Linked DNA regions of Homo sapiens: region 1 is linked to region 2. Evidence: chromatin loops called from intact Hi-C (ENCODE). Cell type or tissue: Caco-2. All regions are shown on one strand. Each heading gives the region's core, and the rest is flanking DNA. Links, peaks and the distances in the headings are about the cores only.

Evidence for each region. A loop is a pair of places that touch in the nucleus more often than their neighbours do. Peaks named below come from ENCODE experiments on the same cell type or tissue, not always from the same donor. Only the 100,000 strongest peaks of a DNase experiment are listed, where the experiment ranks them.
Region 1: a loop joins it to region 2, with 7 times the contacts of the local background. A loop is called at or near these places in 1 of 110 quality-filtered maps.

The regions. Positions count from the first base shown.
Region 1 is chr1:190,099,387-190,107,782 of GRCh38, reverse strand. All of the region lies in intron 7 of BRINP3 (BMP/retinoic acid inducible neural specific 3), which reads left to right. Among named protein-coding and RNA genes, the nearest start is that of LINC01701, 330 kb to the right of the region's middle. In Caco-2, for the core only: no CTCF peak of the experiment used is centred there; no DNase peak of the experiment used is centred there.
Region 2 is chr1:190,175,668-190,184,063 of GRCh38, reverse strand. All of the region lies in intron 6 of BRINP3 (BMP/retinoic acid inducible neural specific 3), which reads left to right. Among named protein-coding and RNA genes, the nearest start is that of BRINP3, 300 kb to the left of the region's middle. In Caco-2, for the core only: no CTCF peak of the experiment used is centred there; a DNase peak (open chromatin) is centred at 3,963.

The sequences.
Region 1 (8,396 bases), core at 356-8,355, 76 kb after region 2:
TCGAGGTCAATTTTGATCTAGCAATTTTGTTTGGAGGGGTTGGGAGAAAAAGCACTTTCTTGGACTCTAGGGATTCTAGTGTAACAATATACATTTTCTTCTTTCTTAGGAGATCATACTCCAATTAGGAAAGCTAACATATAGACAAACACAGATACTATCAGGAATGGTATATTTTAGTTGAAATCACAAGATAAGAATCTATTATACAACACTATATTGTTATAGTGGGCTTAATTACAAATAAGTGATATAGATAATAATTAACACACTTGTCCAAAAAAGTAAGTCATTGTAAGTTAGATTGTTAAGGAAGATCATTTAGGGTAAGAAAAATTGAATTTAAATCTTAAACTGGCTAAGCAGAGGAAAAAGGACATTCGATTCTGTAAAAGAAAATTCCACGTAGTTGAAATTGTACATGACATATTTAGGAGGGTAACAAGGACAGATTTTTAAGTGTGGAAAATATGTTATTGAGTAATGACAGCTAGATGTTGTCAGAATGTAAAGGCTTCGAAGAAAATATCTTATTGAGTAATGACAACTAGATGTTGTCAGAATGTAAAGGCTTCAAAATAATTTATATTTTTATATGAAAGGTATTAGGATGTCATCCAATCAGAAATTGATCAATTTAAGTAGATTAGCTTGGCAATACAAATCTAATAAAACTATTTTACAAAAACTACATTCAAGATTTTCAGAAACCAAATTCTTGCTTTAATTGTGACACAAAGGAATGAGCTGATATTCAGCATTGAGAACAACAACGATGATTGTAAAAAGAGAGTAAGTAGTGAGTCCAGAAACATTTGGTTTAAAGGGATGCTAAATTGTACCACTTTTGGAAGCACACTAAAATTTCATTAAATTATTTAAATTATACAATTTCATTTGTTTTCAGGTTTTCAATGTTCAACAAGAAAAATATATTGATTTGTCTTTAAACTAATGGGAAATTGGTCATGAAACATATTTTAAAGAAAAACAGATATTATGAAAATAAGTCCAGGTTTTAAAATGTCTACCACTCACTGGGTAGTAAGAAAAAAGTATTAAATCATTGTGCACAGGTACCCTAAAACTTAAAGTATAATAAAAAATAATAATAAATAAATATATGTTTTTAAAAATCCTTTACAACCAAGAACATTTCTAGTTTAAGTCTGCACTTGCTTTTCTAGCTTCCTCTCTATGTTGTTAATTAATGTATTTATTCATAACAAATTTATATTTAGTTTCAAATATTAGGGTCACAGACGAACAGATCTATGAAGGATGAAATGAAATGACCTTTTAAAAATAATATTATACTTTTAAAATCCTTAAAATTTATTGTTTAGATTTTCAAATTTGAATTCATAATGCAGAGATTTTAAGAGCAATAAAGGTTTTGAAGGTTGCAATGCAAAGATTTAAACATAAACACTGTAAACTGACTTAGGTACTTTATGATAATAAAATTATGAAATAAACATATGTTATATATATAAAATCATTTTCATTATATATATGTGTATGTATATAATTGTTTTATCTCACAGAATACAAATTATGTAGCTGGTTTGATAACAGTGACCTGGTGTAATGAATATTATGGGGGGGTGAATACCAAGATGTTATAAAAGAACATAGGAGAGGCCTGATGGCTCCTATTTGCAGAATAGTTGCATGTATCCATATTCCTCAATCACACTAATCACTTAACAGCATGAACTTGCCTATAATAATACTTTTTAAACCTTTTTATTTTAATATATATGATTTAGTGAAAAATATATTTCAATTGACAGTAATCTTTGATAGAAAATCGCATGTGTACGCTAATTTTTAAAATATAGTTATTTTTGGTAATTTTTTTACTTCCAGAAAAGTAATTGTGTTTATCTTTGTGTGACTCATGTTTCTCACTTTAAAAGTTGATGTGTTTCTTTTTATATTTTATATTATAAGTGGAAGAGAGATTTATCTATTGATTTTTTTGAACTATATTATGCTGCATAGATGTGGACAGAAAATTTCTATAGCTCTTTGAGAAGTAAGCACATTTTTCTGTGTACACCACTTAACCAGATTAAATAATAAATTATTTGAATTACATCAGTTCATGACGATAAGAAGCTGTGATTCTGGAGAAATAGAGACCAGGGGTAAACCTTTAGCTCTGACACTCACTAGCTGCTAGATCTTGGACAGGTTCTAGTTATTTAAACTTCTTAAAACTTGTGTGTTTATTTATGTTAGGATAACAAGCATACTTATATCAGGGAGTAGTGAGAGTTGTGAAAATGAAATAATCCTTGTAATATAACTGTGCACATGAGAAAAGCTCAATGAATGTTAACATCAGCTAATATTATCTTTAAAATATAACTTACACATTCAACTGCTTCACACACTTATTCATTGCCTTCTTGCAAGCCAAAATTATTAGTAGATAATTGAATTTAGGTTAATAAATTAAAGTGTGTGTGTGTGTATGTGTGTGTGTGTACTTTCTTGAGAGACTCAAAGTTGAGGGATCTTTGAAAGTGACATTTCCCTTTCTCAGAGTGCAAAAGTATTTCCAAGAGTGAAACTGTTGTGTGTCAGGAGTGTCAACATCAGCCCTAGGCAACGCTGCCAAAACTGAGATGGCCAGAGCAAGAGTCTGGAGAGACAGTGACAGAATTTTATTTGGTTTTATCTGTCTGTGACTGAGCTAATAATCAGCTTATGCTTGCTTAAATGGCTGTGGATGCCTAATTCCAAATTTATATTTAAAGTATTCATGTCTGAGAATAACAAATCTATGAAGGCTGAAATAAAATAGCCTAACCATAAAAAAGTGCTAATCTTTAACTTCAAAAAGATTCTGAAATTATATAGTTTAGGTTTTAAAGTTTGTATCCACATTGCACAGATTTGGAGAGCAATAAAGGATTAGAAGGTTGGAATAAGGGACCTTTGAAATAAGATTATTACTGCTCAGAGCAGATTTAACCATGAGACGAGGTAATTGTTTTTCTATCAACATATGTTCTAATACTTCAGTGAAAAGCGTTACACATCTAGAATGTCTGTCCTGAATTTGAGCAATATTGTTTTCCATATTTTTGAGGGTTTCAAAAGGATCACAAAGAAGTCATACAAGTATATTTCAATATAGTCTTGATCATGTTATTAAAATGGCATCTATTTTTAAAAAGGTGAAACACAGGTATATAGTGTAATACTATGCGTGAGTGCATGAATTGTTGAAGAGAAAACGAAATGTTCCATCTTCTGAGAAAAAAAAAGTGGCTATAATAAAGAAAATGCCTACAATATTTCTTTAAAAGATGATAGTAGGAATAACATTCATAATAGGAATAAGAGTTTACATTTATTTCCTGTTTATTCTGTGCACAGGCATTCTTTTAAATGCTTTACCTGCAACTGTGCTTTAATTCTTAGCACAACCCTATATTTAATTCCTATTTTCCAGGTGAAGTAAATGAACAGGATTCAAAGTGGACAGTCTGGCTCCTAAGAAAATGGTCTCAAGCTAATATAGTGTATTGTCACTCAAGAACCTAAATGTTACATCACAAATAAAAGTTATTGTATCTTTGATGTTGTCCTGCTATGGCAATAAATGACTGTTTTCCCTGAGGTTGTTAAGTGCTTCCATCTGCCCCCTCCCTCACTCCATTATTCTGTGAAACAAAACTTTCAACACATATTTAAAAAATAATATTTAGATTTTTTCCTCTGAGTTTGTCTTCATTCTAATGCTTAATAGATATGTAACTAAGTCATTAAAATTGATAAGGTTCAATTGTATTCAAATTTTAAAATGGGATTAGCATTTACAAACTACTGAAAGGAGATGAAATTAAAAAAAAAAAAAGTGACTGGCCCCAGAATGAGAGATGTTCACCAAACAGTTAATATTACTGGACCAGAACAGAAGTGATGTATTATGACAGGCTTTAGTGTGTGGCTTATTCTTCTTATGTGTAAAATTTCTACTACAGTTTATAAATTTTATTGTACATAGTTGCCACGGAGCCCCAAAATGCATATAAATTAAAAGCCATCTGCTGTTGTCCTCTTCTCTACAGAACTTTCAACTTTTCCTTACCTTCTTGTAGACATATTCCTCCATATTGATGGTTAGCTGGTATTTAAGGAATCCCTAATAACAGTTTTGGGTTGTTGATTTACATACATAATGGACCTTGCAACCTCTGTGTATACGTAATAGTTCTCTGGGACTGCATATTTTAACATGAGATTCCTGAATCCTACTCCTAGAAATTCTTATGTCTGGGATGGGGCCCAGGAACTTGGTTCACCAATCATACCTAACATCTTTAATGAGAGAAATAATCATATCTTAAGTTGATTTTCTTTAAAACAAAAAAAATGTATAGTCAAACATTTAATTCATGTTGTTTCATTATGAGCATTTACCCAGTGTAAGACTCTGTCGTAGGTGGGTTTTACCTGTTATATCCTTTCATCCTGGCAACAGATCAGCAAGTGAAATCACAGTTTAACACATTGGGACTCAGAAAACTATCGATAGTCCACAGTCATGCAGAATCATAATTTGAACAAATATTTGCTTGAATTCCAAAGCTTCTGCTGAAGGTTAAAGAAGCTAAGTAACTCGTCACAGGGCACAGGGTAAAGTATGGCTGTAAAGTCAGATATTCACACTCCTACTCTAGTCCTCTTTTGACACATGTATAATGTGTATCCTGTGGAGAAGAGCAAATCTTAAATAAATGGAAAATATTATAGGTTGAACAAAGATGACTAGAAGAAACAGCTGTCTAAACATTTCAAACTAGTATGTCACATGATTTCTCAGTGGTATAAACATTAATGGCCTTTTAGCTAATGATTAATTTTTCCAGTTAAATTTTAAGTGAACTCCGGAAGATATTTTTCTGCTCATAATTCTTTCACCTAAAAGATTTTTGAGGAATTATTTTCAAAACTTAAACTCTTCCTTATAGATAAAGATTCTCTATATCCTTGAATTGGTCGAAATCATGGTATTTATCATGTCAATTGCTTTTTTAAAGTTTGCATTCTAGTTTCCTTCTTCTGTTCCTCCATAATCTGTAGTTCCTTCACTATAATGTATTTATCCCCTCCCTTTCCTTAGTTTCTCTCTGTCTTCTTTCTCCCTTCCTTTTTTCCTTCTTTTATTTAGAATGTTTACTGAAGTATTATTAAGCAGATGTCAGGGATATTGCCACCTGTTTGATAAAAAACAACAGAAGACCTACTTGCCACCCATGTGGTCACAATTCTTAGCCCAAGTAGACCGTAAATAGTGTGTCTAACCAATGTGTATACATGAATAAAATGTGGCTTCTTTTATTTGTGTTAATACTTAAGCATAAAAAGAAACAAAGTGGAAATACACTTGATACAAACTAATTTTGAATTGTTAGGACATTTGTCTCCAAAATTCTTTTACAGTTTTAAGATAAAGTAAGGGGAACTAAATTTTACCTTGTTGGGTGGGGGAACCACCTATGTGAAAAATTCATTATACAATTCTGCAATTTGCTTAGTCTTTATTTTTGACTGCTGCTTTCACTAAGATTACACAAGGAGTAAAGAAAAGACAGGTAACTAAATTTCTTCTTTCTTGAAAAATCTATTTCCTCCTTGTAGAATGTAGCAAAATAGTCAAAAGGTAGGTGCTAGAGGAAAAAGGACGCAAAGGAGCAAGTAAGAAAATCTACATACTATCTCCTTAGTCCCAGGGTACCAGAGCTTTGGCAGTATGCTGAATTATCAGTATTCATACATGAGAGCTGAAACCCAAGAAGCTGAAATCCAACAGCCGAAACGCTTTCCTTCCATAATGTATTTGCCAGACATGCAAAGGATTGGAAAAGACAGAAAGCTGAAAAAAGTTCTTGCTTTTCTAAAGTGTCCAAATGATTCTTTCTACAGTGCCCTACTTTTGTGAGCTCTATCTTTGCCTTAGGTCTATTAATTTCATTTTTTGTTTTCTTCTTATGATTTGGAAACATGATTAGAGCTTACAGTGGGAGATGAGTTGGCTCAAGGAATTAATTCTTTGGTTTCAGGGAAGAAAATATAATTTTCATCTGGATAGGATGTATATTTTATGTAGTTTATATTAGATATACATAAATGAGAACTGAATAAAGAAGCAAAAACAGGAGAGGACAGAGAAAGAGAAAGGTAGCAATGAAAAAGGAAGAAAGAAAAAGGAAGGCATAAAGGAGGAAAGAATGTGATTGAGAAAAAGAATGAAATGGCATAAACATGTCAGTAACTGTAAATGATGAATCTGTAGTATTAACATCTGCATTGTAAGACTGAATACAGAAATGATTAATCAAGCTATTTTATAAACCAGCAATAGGAAGCTTTTTGCACATATATTCTGTGGTGAGAAAACAAGGAACCACAGCAAGAGTAGCAGAGACACTCATATATTGATGTAATGTTTATGAAGTGCCAAATAGCCTCACATTTTTGTTATTTCACAACACACTGGGCATACTTTTGGGAGAATTTTTGAGAGAATTTATCTTAAAAGTATCTGGAGAAATTCAGAAATAAATTATCTTAGTCCACTTCATGCTGCTGTAAGAGAATATCACAGACTCGGTAATTATAATGAACAGAAATGTATTGGTTCAGGTTTCTGGAGTCTGGAAAGTCAAGATCAAAAGACTGGCATCTGGTGAGGGCCTTTTTGCTGCATCATCTCATGGTGGAAGAGCAAAGAGAGGGCAAGACAGAGAGCAAAAAGGAGCCAAACTTGCCCAATTATAAGAAACTAACTCCCAAGATAAGGGCATTAATCTGTTCATGAGGGCATTTCTCCAAGGACACATCATATTCCATTAGATACCACCTCACAATATCACTGCATTAACAATCAAGTTCCCAGCACATGAACTTTGGGGGACATATTCAAACCATGAATCTAATAGGTTTAAAATTTCAATCAGTGATTTTCAGTATAAGAAATAATTAAAAGGAAAATGTTTTATGGTTGGCTTAGATTTGATTTATTTTTTTCTTTTATTCTGAGTATATACGACACAGTTGCATTTACAGAAGCTGGACAAGAAAGGCTTTTGCGTGTTTTTAATTGTGCAAATGTCAAATAAAGTGTTGTATTACTTTACTACCTGCTACTTCAGAGCTAGGATTTTCCAAGTGTATTAAATATTCAGTTTAGGGTTTAAAATTCACTTAAAAATACCCTTCTTAAGAAAATGTTCCTTTGGCTAATCCATGCATTTTATTCAATATTCAATAAATATTAAAGGCTTGTTATCTCCTGGCATTCTACTGGGCACAGGTTATGTAGCTATGAAAGAAAACATACAAGATTTTGGCAAATGGGTATTATATGTAATGAGAAAAACAATATAAATAAGTAAATACACAGTAATACAAAATCTTAAGCAGAAAAATGCACTATGAAAAACAGTAAGTAGATATTTAAAGGATTGAGTACAGCATATATATTTTGCAGGAAATCCAAAATGTATTAAATGTGAACACCAAAAAAGCATAAGAATACCAAAAATGGAATTGTTGTGTATCTACTGTGAAACAGACACTTTGCAATATTCTAAGTACATGCATAGAGTTTGACCTTAATTTATTTCTCACAAAATCTCAACATGGACGATATTACTATTCCCATTTTTCATATGAGAGAACTGTGTGTTATAGAGGCTGTGCAACTTTTCCCATGATCATACATGCAGTATGAGAAAGCAACAAACTGAAAACAAGGAATTGTGTTATTACAAGGCCATTGCTCTTCCCTCATTATTTTACTGGTTTTAAGACACCAAAATAGTTTAAATAATGCGAGAAAATCAGAAAAGTGAGATTTGAAAAAGGAATCATGATTAACCTGATGAGAAAAAAAATGTTAATGACTCAAATCAAACACATTAAACTAACACACTTACCCCTTATTGAAGGAGCTTGTTGATTTTAATGAGATATTTTCAACTATTTTCTTGAGCAGCCTGTAAGAATAAACATGTTTTAATATTTCTTTGAGTGGGTACTTGTTCTTTCAATGTTGATGACAACCCTAGCATCTAAATACACTGATTGACAATTTAGAGCTGTTTTTCTTTCATTTTTCTTTTACTTTCTATTCATCCTTCCTGCAACACTAGTGGTTTATAAAGCTAAGAGTAAATGAATGAACAATCACCATGTATATGCTCTAATTCTCCTACAGATATTTTATGATAAAATCACTTACCTTTCTTCTTCTTATTTCAAAACAATAATGACCCATTTTTATTTACAATGGTCTTCCATGTGCACTAATGAGATAGCATGCAATGTCTTTAGAAGATATCACATATTTAGAAATGTATTGCAGTTCAGAC
Region 2 (8,396 bases), core at 254-8,253:
GCCTCATATATCATGCACTATATATATGGTACATGCTCCAGAAACTTGAAAATACCAATGGGAACAGACAAAAGAAAAGTCTGCTCTCTCTAGGCACAGAATCAGGAAAGTGGCAACCTAGCAAGATAGACAACAATTGTCCTGCTCCTGCCAAACACCACATAAAATGCTGCAGCCCTAACCTACTCCTGTCATTAAAGGTCAAGTAGGGAGTCTGGGTTTCTGCCTTTATCAGGCTATCCTGAAGTGCTCCAAACCACCCTATTGTGGTGGTATGATAGAAAGCCAAGTGGGGAGCCTGGACTTTCATCCCCACCGAGTGGTAATGATTACAGCCATCTACACTGTGACAAAGAACTTCTACTGGAAAGTCAGAAAGTCAGGACTTTTCTCACAAGCTCAAACCCCAGCAGTATCAGTGGAGATATCTGCAGAGCATTAATGAGGCATCCATCCCCCATTATCAGGATGGTATCAGCAAAAACCTCATGGGAAAACTGACCTAACACCCATCCTTCCCAGCTGTAATGAGAAGCTCTGTTCCCCAGGTGTTTCAATGGAAGACAAATTTGGAACTTAAAACTTCAATGCTAACCTGCCTTTAATCTGTCATTATCTTTATTCCCCCTTTGAGCAGAGTCAGACATGAGTTACAAAAACACATTTAAATAAGACCTAGTAGTTCCCAAATAATACCTAAAATTTGGGAATTTTAAATTCCCAAATTTAATTTTTTTAAACTTAAAATTTAAATTCCCAAATTTCAATTTAAAATTAAATTGAAATTACTTACATGAAATACCAAAACATCTCAACTGAGAAAAGAGCATCAAAAGATGCCAATGAGAAGGTAATACAGTTGCTAGAATTATCTGACAGAGATTGAAAAAGAGCCATCAAAAACATGCTTCCTTGAAAATTATGAACATGCTTGAAAATAAAGAAAAAATGCAAAGTCTCAATGTGACAAGTTAGACTGATTGCTAAGTCACAGGTAACAGTTCTCACAGTGTACTTCTACGCTCATTTATGACACCAACTGCAACTTAAGGAGTTTTCCAAAACCCCCCTCAATTTTGATAATTTACTTGAAGGACCCACAGACATCACTGAAGGTTATTTCACTTACAGTTATAAGTAATTACAAGAAATTGATACATTTTAAAGTCAGCCAAAGGAAGAAGTGTATCCCTCACAAAGGCGTAATTGATTATTTTACTGTCCATATGATTGATCTTAGTCTCCAGGTCAATGGATACTGTGTGAACCAAAGCTCCCACGCTACATCACATTGTTTGTCTTTCTGGTAAGGGTTTTCCTCATGCTAAATATTATCTGATGTGCCTAGCCTCTTGCATAAATAACTCTGTAGACTATTTTGAATAACTCAAATCTTCCAACAAAGGAAAAACACTACTATCATGCAAGCCAGAGATTACCTCGCTGAGCTGAACACAAAGGCCATACCTGCTGTGGACAAGGTTAATTTTTTTAAAATCAAGCAGTCAACAAAGAAATACATGTTATAAAATAAATGCCAAATTGAGATGGTAAAAGTAAAAATTGTAACTAAAACAGAACAAAGGATAAGCTCAACAGAAGAATTAATAAGACAAGGAAAGAAATATTTAACTGGAAGGTGGAACAATAGAAATTATTCAATCTGAACAGCAGTGAGAAAATATTCTGAAAGAAAATAAATAGAGCCTGGGGAACCTGCAGTACTCTAACAAAAGATCCAACTTTCTTGTCATCAGAAGCCTGCAAGAAGAGGAAAATGAAGAGGCTAAAAATTAGTCAAAGACACAATAGCAGAGAATTTTCAAAATTTGGCAAATAAATACATAAACCTAAAGTTTATGAAGTTGAAAGAATCCTAAATAGGATAAACACAAAGAAATCCACACCAAGACACACAACAGTATAATATTTGAAAATACAAAGAAAATAAATCTTGTAAACAAGGGAGAACCAACATTTACCTATAGGTAGAAAATAATTTTAATAATTTTGATCAAATACTATGAGGATGAGAAGGAAGTGACATTTTTCAAGTGCTAATAGAAAATGCTAACTATGATTCAATATCAAGCAAAAATCTTCTGAAATTGAATGGATTTTAGTAGGTTTCCAATGAAGGAAAACTAAGATAATTTTGTCACTAAAGACCTCCCTAAATTAATGGCTAGCAAAGTTCCCTAAACAGAAAGAAATAACAGAAGGTTAAAAAAACAAAAATGGGTAAATAAAATCAACTTTCATTTTCATCTTGTGTTTTCTAAATTACGTTTGGTGGCCAAAGAAAACATTATAATATGGTCTAGAATGATCCTCAATACATGTAGAGGGAATATTTAAGGTAATTACATTATAAATGAATGAGAGTAAAGGAACTTAAAGGGGAGGTAAGTTTTCTACAATTTATTCAAACTGGTAAAATACCTACACTAGTCCACCATGATAAGTTTTGTACGCATAGTGTAAAACCTCAAACAGCCATTTAAAACAAATACATACAAAGGGATACATTCTAAAATACTACAGGTAAATCAAGTAAAATTTTAAGAAAATTTTATGCATAGAAAAGCAGGACAAAAAGAAAACGGAAAGCAAAAACAAGGAATGACAAGAGAAAAAAATAAAATGGCAGACTCAAGCCTTAACATATCTAAAATTACATGAAATGGAAATGGTTTATTTTATTTACGGTAGTCAAAAACTAGAAACAACCAAAATGTTCCTCATTATGTAAATTATTACACAAAGTGTATTGCACATACCATAAATTTATATTCATCAATAACAAGAATGAACATTTTGAATGTATACTGGTACAGACAATAACTTTGATGTATCGTGAGGGCATTATGATAAGTAAAGAAAAAAGCCAATTAGAGAAAACCATGTATTGTCTGATTTCATGTGTATTACACTTTCAAAATTAAAAAGTTATGAAGATAAAAACGATTGGGTAGTGTTTGCCAGGGGTTAGGTACAGTTGGAAGTGGAGGGATTGTTGTAACTGCAAAGAGGTGGAACTGAGCATATCTTTGTAGTGATAGAATAGTACTGATCTTGACTGGTATATAACTATACACATAAATTATGCCTATTAATTTCCTGTTTCTGATATTGTGCTTTACTGATGTAAAATACAATCATTAGTAGAACCTGGATGAAAGGTACAGAGGATTATGTCTGTACTTTTTTTGTAACTTCCTAGGAATTGTTGTTATTTTAAAATAAAATGTTAAATAAAGACAGCTTAGCACCAAATAATGACGTGTTATATAAAGTTTTTTTAATATTTAAATACTATGGCTAACACACTGACTTCTAAAGTCTTTGAAAAATCCATTGGAGTTAGAATTTGTTGGTACTATAATTTTGAGTAGCTAATAATGAGTGACTTGTTAAGCAATTTATTTATCAATTCATTTAAACATCACAAACCTTCTTAGGTGGCTACTTTATTACTTGTGAGAGTACATAGCTTCCCTCAATTTCTTCATATTCCTGTAAAACGTCTTACTTATTATCCTAAAAATATATCATAAGTATTATATCTACAGCATTTTTTCCCTATATTGGGAATGAACTTTTCTGATCTAAAAGGATACTAAAACTTCTTTTCACCACACTAAGTCCACATAGTTGTAGCTCACACTCAGTTTCATGCTTAAACCCCAAAGTGCCAGAAAGACAGTAACAGCTATATCTATAGAAGTGCACATTTGAAGGAGGAATAAAGATTCTGAATTTGGATACACCTCTAGGTTGTGAAACTGTAATGTAAAATGTGAGACACATGGGGTTATCTGGTTCCTAGAGAGAGTTCATTAATATACCAAACAGGTGAAATTAGGATTTAGGCCCATTAGATCCTTTGAAGTAGGCAGCAGGCACGTGCTCTTTCCCTTTTGTGTGCAGAACAATTATTTTCTCCTGTCCCCAGGTCAAAGGCATGTTGGGTTATTTGCAGAAGAAAAAACAAACGGCATCAACCCTTCTTATGACACCACAGCAGTAAAGATTAGGGAAAAGGAGGGCTGACACATTATTTACCAGGAATACCACGTGAACTCATTCCAGTAAAATGAGTAGTACAAACCCAACATTATTCCACTTTACAGAAAAGGAAACTATGTCACAGATAGGACAAAGAACTATCTTTAAGGTCAGATGGTTGCTGAGTGATAGTGCAGAGACTAAAGCCTAAATGGCTCAGCTTGAGAGTCTGTTCATTGAGCCACTACCCCATAATGGAGAAAGGGGAAAAAATAAATTTAACAGATCACAAGCTGATAGTAGATAAATTGTCCTAACTATTTCCCACAGCAGATGCATTTTACTGGAAAGACTATTCACTTTATATGCAAAGCAAATTTTATCTTGTTTTCATTGAGAGACTCCTTGGAGAATTTTAATTAGACTGCTGAAAATTCAGTATTCATTTTAATAATTTAAAATAATAAAATAGAGCATTAATAATTACTGCTTTTTGTTAGGGACAGACACTGGGTTGACAAAACAGTGTAGAAAAAATGGAAAGTCAAGACCTCGGTTGACAAAACTATAAAAAGAGACTTGGGAATATCACATTTAAGATTACAAACAGTCTTTTGGGGTTCTCAATATAATTATGTTTTCTTCATTATTTTTCAAGAGTGTTAATTGCCTACTAGTAATTAACTTCCCATGTGACTGTCAAGAAATGTAATCAATAGTAAAAGCAGAGGGACCAAGCTGTCATTGCTTCTGTGACCAATATCTTTTTCTCACCCCTGGCAAGGTGTTTCTATTTTAATAAAATGAACAGGTGCAGATGTGGGAGATTTCTCCAGAAAGCCACTAGCTAAATCAGTTCATCTCATAGTTCTAAAATTAAAATGTAGCCAATCAGAACTTTGAAATATAATTGCCTCATTTTCCAACTTAAATATATTAAGGGCCTCCTGCTAGTGCTGCACCTGGCAAATCTACTTATTAAAGTTATGAAGGAAAGAGTTTGCTGAGACGTTTTAAATATTATGCTGACATTGTAATAAAAGAAAGGAGAAAGGTAGGCGTTATCTAATTCTACTGATGTCTGCTCAGTTTAGAATATATTGTTATTTCTACCAAGCTGATAATCAAATTTCATTCATGGAAATATTTCAAATAATTCTGTATAAAATAAAACCTACTGAATTTAAATGCATTACCTCCCTTATAGTTCTTCAATTTCTCTTGACTTTTTTCATTACTGAGATATTGTTTTATCATTTAACTCACCCAATTTTTTAAATATTTCTTTTTTAGCAAGTCTGTTTCCTTTCATCTCTATAGTGGTTGCCTGTATATTTATAGGTACTTATGTAAGTGATGAGTAGAGGCTGTAAGAAAAATGGAATTCAATTTCTATCACTCTGCTGGCAAAACAGTCATGTATGCTCTGAGATGTGATTAATCTTCATCAGCAAACAATAAATACATAGAACCAGTATTCAGGTTTTTAGCATCAACATTTTTACCTAATTTCTTAGATAGCTTTCTCTACTCTTCTAGATCCTATACAGTAATAAAACATTGAAGTTTTGACTGGCAAAAAGGTGCATTTATTTGTGTGTGGCATTACAACCAGCTTATACAAAAACAATTGCACTGGTTAAGTATATTTAAACTGCAAATGTTTATAACACTAACAATAATAACAACATAAACTAATATTCAGAAAGAAAAATCAACATATATTGAAAGGGAGATGAGTTAAAAATATAAATATAATAAATCCAGAGAAACATATTGTGTACCAAAGCAGTCATCTATGATATCCTATCTTTCTACACGATTTAGAAATTATAGGTCCATAGTACTACGTACAAAACCCTTGGGAAAAATGTGTTACATAATTTATAATATTTCATCTTTTAGAATGAAAATATGATACAAATACAGTCTCTTGGTATCCAGGGGTTCCAGGACCCTGAAAGGTACCAAAATACATGGATGCTTAAGTCTCTTATATAAAATGGCATAATATTTGCATATATCTGACACAAATCCTCTTATAAGCTTTAAATCATCTCTAGATTATTTATAATACTTAATACAACCTAATGCTATGTAAATAATTGTTATACTCTATTGTATAGGAATAATGACAAGAAAAAAGTTTGTACATGTACAGTACAGATGCAACCATTTTTTAAATTTTCTATTTTCCACCTGTAGCTGGTTAAATCCACAGTTGTGGAACACAGTTAAGAAGGGCCAACTGCAGTGCGTGTGAAATAACATTCCAATTTGTTTGAGATTGCATCATAATGCATTAGGAAAGATTTATTCCCAAGAGAACTTAGGTAAAATTAGCCTTGATTGTCAAATTAATTATAAATTTTGGTTCTGTTTTTAGAGCTTATGGGGTATTGGTATTGTAAATATCGGATTGTAGAGTTTGCTAACAATACATGCTCTTTCTTTTTTTCAATAATTTGGTAAACTATTTTACCTTATTTGTTTAAATAATGCATTTAGATTTGTTATCACTACGTAACCTTTTCTTTCCTGACTATTACAGAAATTGTGCTAGAAGTAGGTGCTCCCGGGCCGGGCGTGGTGCCTCACGCCTGTAATCCTAGCACTTTGGGAGGCCGAGGCGGGTGGATCACAAGGTCAGGAGATCGAGACCATCCTGGCTAACACGGTGAAACCCCGTCTCTACTAAAAATACAAAAAAAAAAAAAAAAAAAAAATTATCCAGGCATGGTAATGGGCGCCTGTAGTCCCAGCTACTCAGGAGACTGAGGCAGGAGAATGGCGTAAATCTGGGAGGCAGAGTTTGCAGTGAGTGGAGACCGCGCCACTGCACTCCAGCCTGGGTGACAGAGTGAGACTCTGTCTCAAAAAAAAAAAAAAAAAAAAAAAAAAAAAAGAAGTGGGTGCTTCCATGACAAACCAACAAACAAAACCATGAAGATTTTGGCCTAGTAGTCAATTGGAGATGTAGCAAAAAAATATGTCAGCTCATGTTATCCTGTGGTAATACAGTCATCTGCAATTACTTGCAAGGGAGGCCATTTGCCCCATGCAATTTTAGCTCCATAGAAAGAGGTTAAGAAGCAAAGCCTTTGTGTTTTGGGTTGATGACTAATGGCTGTGTTTGGCCATGTGTTAAAAGAAGCAGATGAGCTCTCTTTGGTACATGAAACAAAGTCAGAGATTTCATTTCTCCAGAGTTAAAAGAGCTAACTGCTTCTTGACCCCAAGCAGCAAAAGTAAGAATGAGAAAGCCTAAGGGACACATGTTCTGCAAAGGATCACAATAAGGGTGTGGTCTTCATTTAAAACCTTGACAGCTTTAACGTAGCCCGTCCCTTCAGGTTTAAGAGAAGCAGAGATGAAAAAAAGGTAAAGAAATGTAGCAGATCCAGGAACTATATCTGCAAAATAACTGGAAGTGGGGTTATTAGTAAAGGGCCATGATTAAAAAGAACCTCCCAGAAAGTAAAACTACTTCCAAGTGTTTTTGACTGTTAAATTAATTACAAATTTTGGTTAAATCCACTTCCAAGGTACTTTTCATGTACCTGTCACATAGGGTTTCAGGATGGCTACTAATAGTGACTTCGTATCTCCCATTTGTGTCCTTTACAAAGGGTTATGTTTGTTGTGGTTATTCTATTCCTCCAACATTAATATTGGTATTGGAGGCAAATAACTCATCTTTTAAACTTTGTATTCTAATCAACTTGCAGACCAATGGGAGCCATAACTGAAATTGATTAACATACTAGCCCACATCTCTCAACAAACTTGGCCTTTGCAGTTGATACAGTTATGGTACAGTTGGGTCATCTTTCCTAGGGAAGTGTGGAGTATGTTCTTTATGTGCAACAATGAGAGGAAAGGAATATTTGATATCATCATGGTGAAACAGAATGCCTACAAAGTATTATACTCTTTTATTGTTTTCTAGCTTTCTTGTTGTTATATGGTGCAACGTGTTAAGTTCTGAAAAATAAAGGGTGAATACAAGTAAAGGGCATCATTTACAGGCTGAGGCAGTAAAACAAAACAAAACAAAAACACATGTTACTGTCTCTTCCCAAGCTGTGAAAACCAGGAGGGCCTTATGTTCCAGGGCATGAAGTTAGAATATAGAGCCTCCATGATTCAAGATCCTGCAGAGCTCAACACTGATCCACTAAGGCATGTGATGTGAGAAAGAAATAAATTGTTTTAATCACCTAAGGGGTGTTTTGTTACTGCAGCAAAATGTAGCATCTCCTGAAAGTCACAAGAAATGTGACAGATGTTGATATACGATAGATAGATAGGTGATACATAGATAGATAGGAGACAGATTTCTGTTTGTTATGCTTTTCATGTCCTATAAGGAGTAAAACCTATATAGT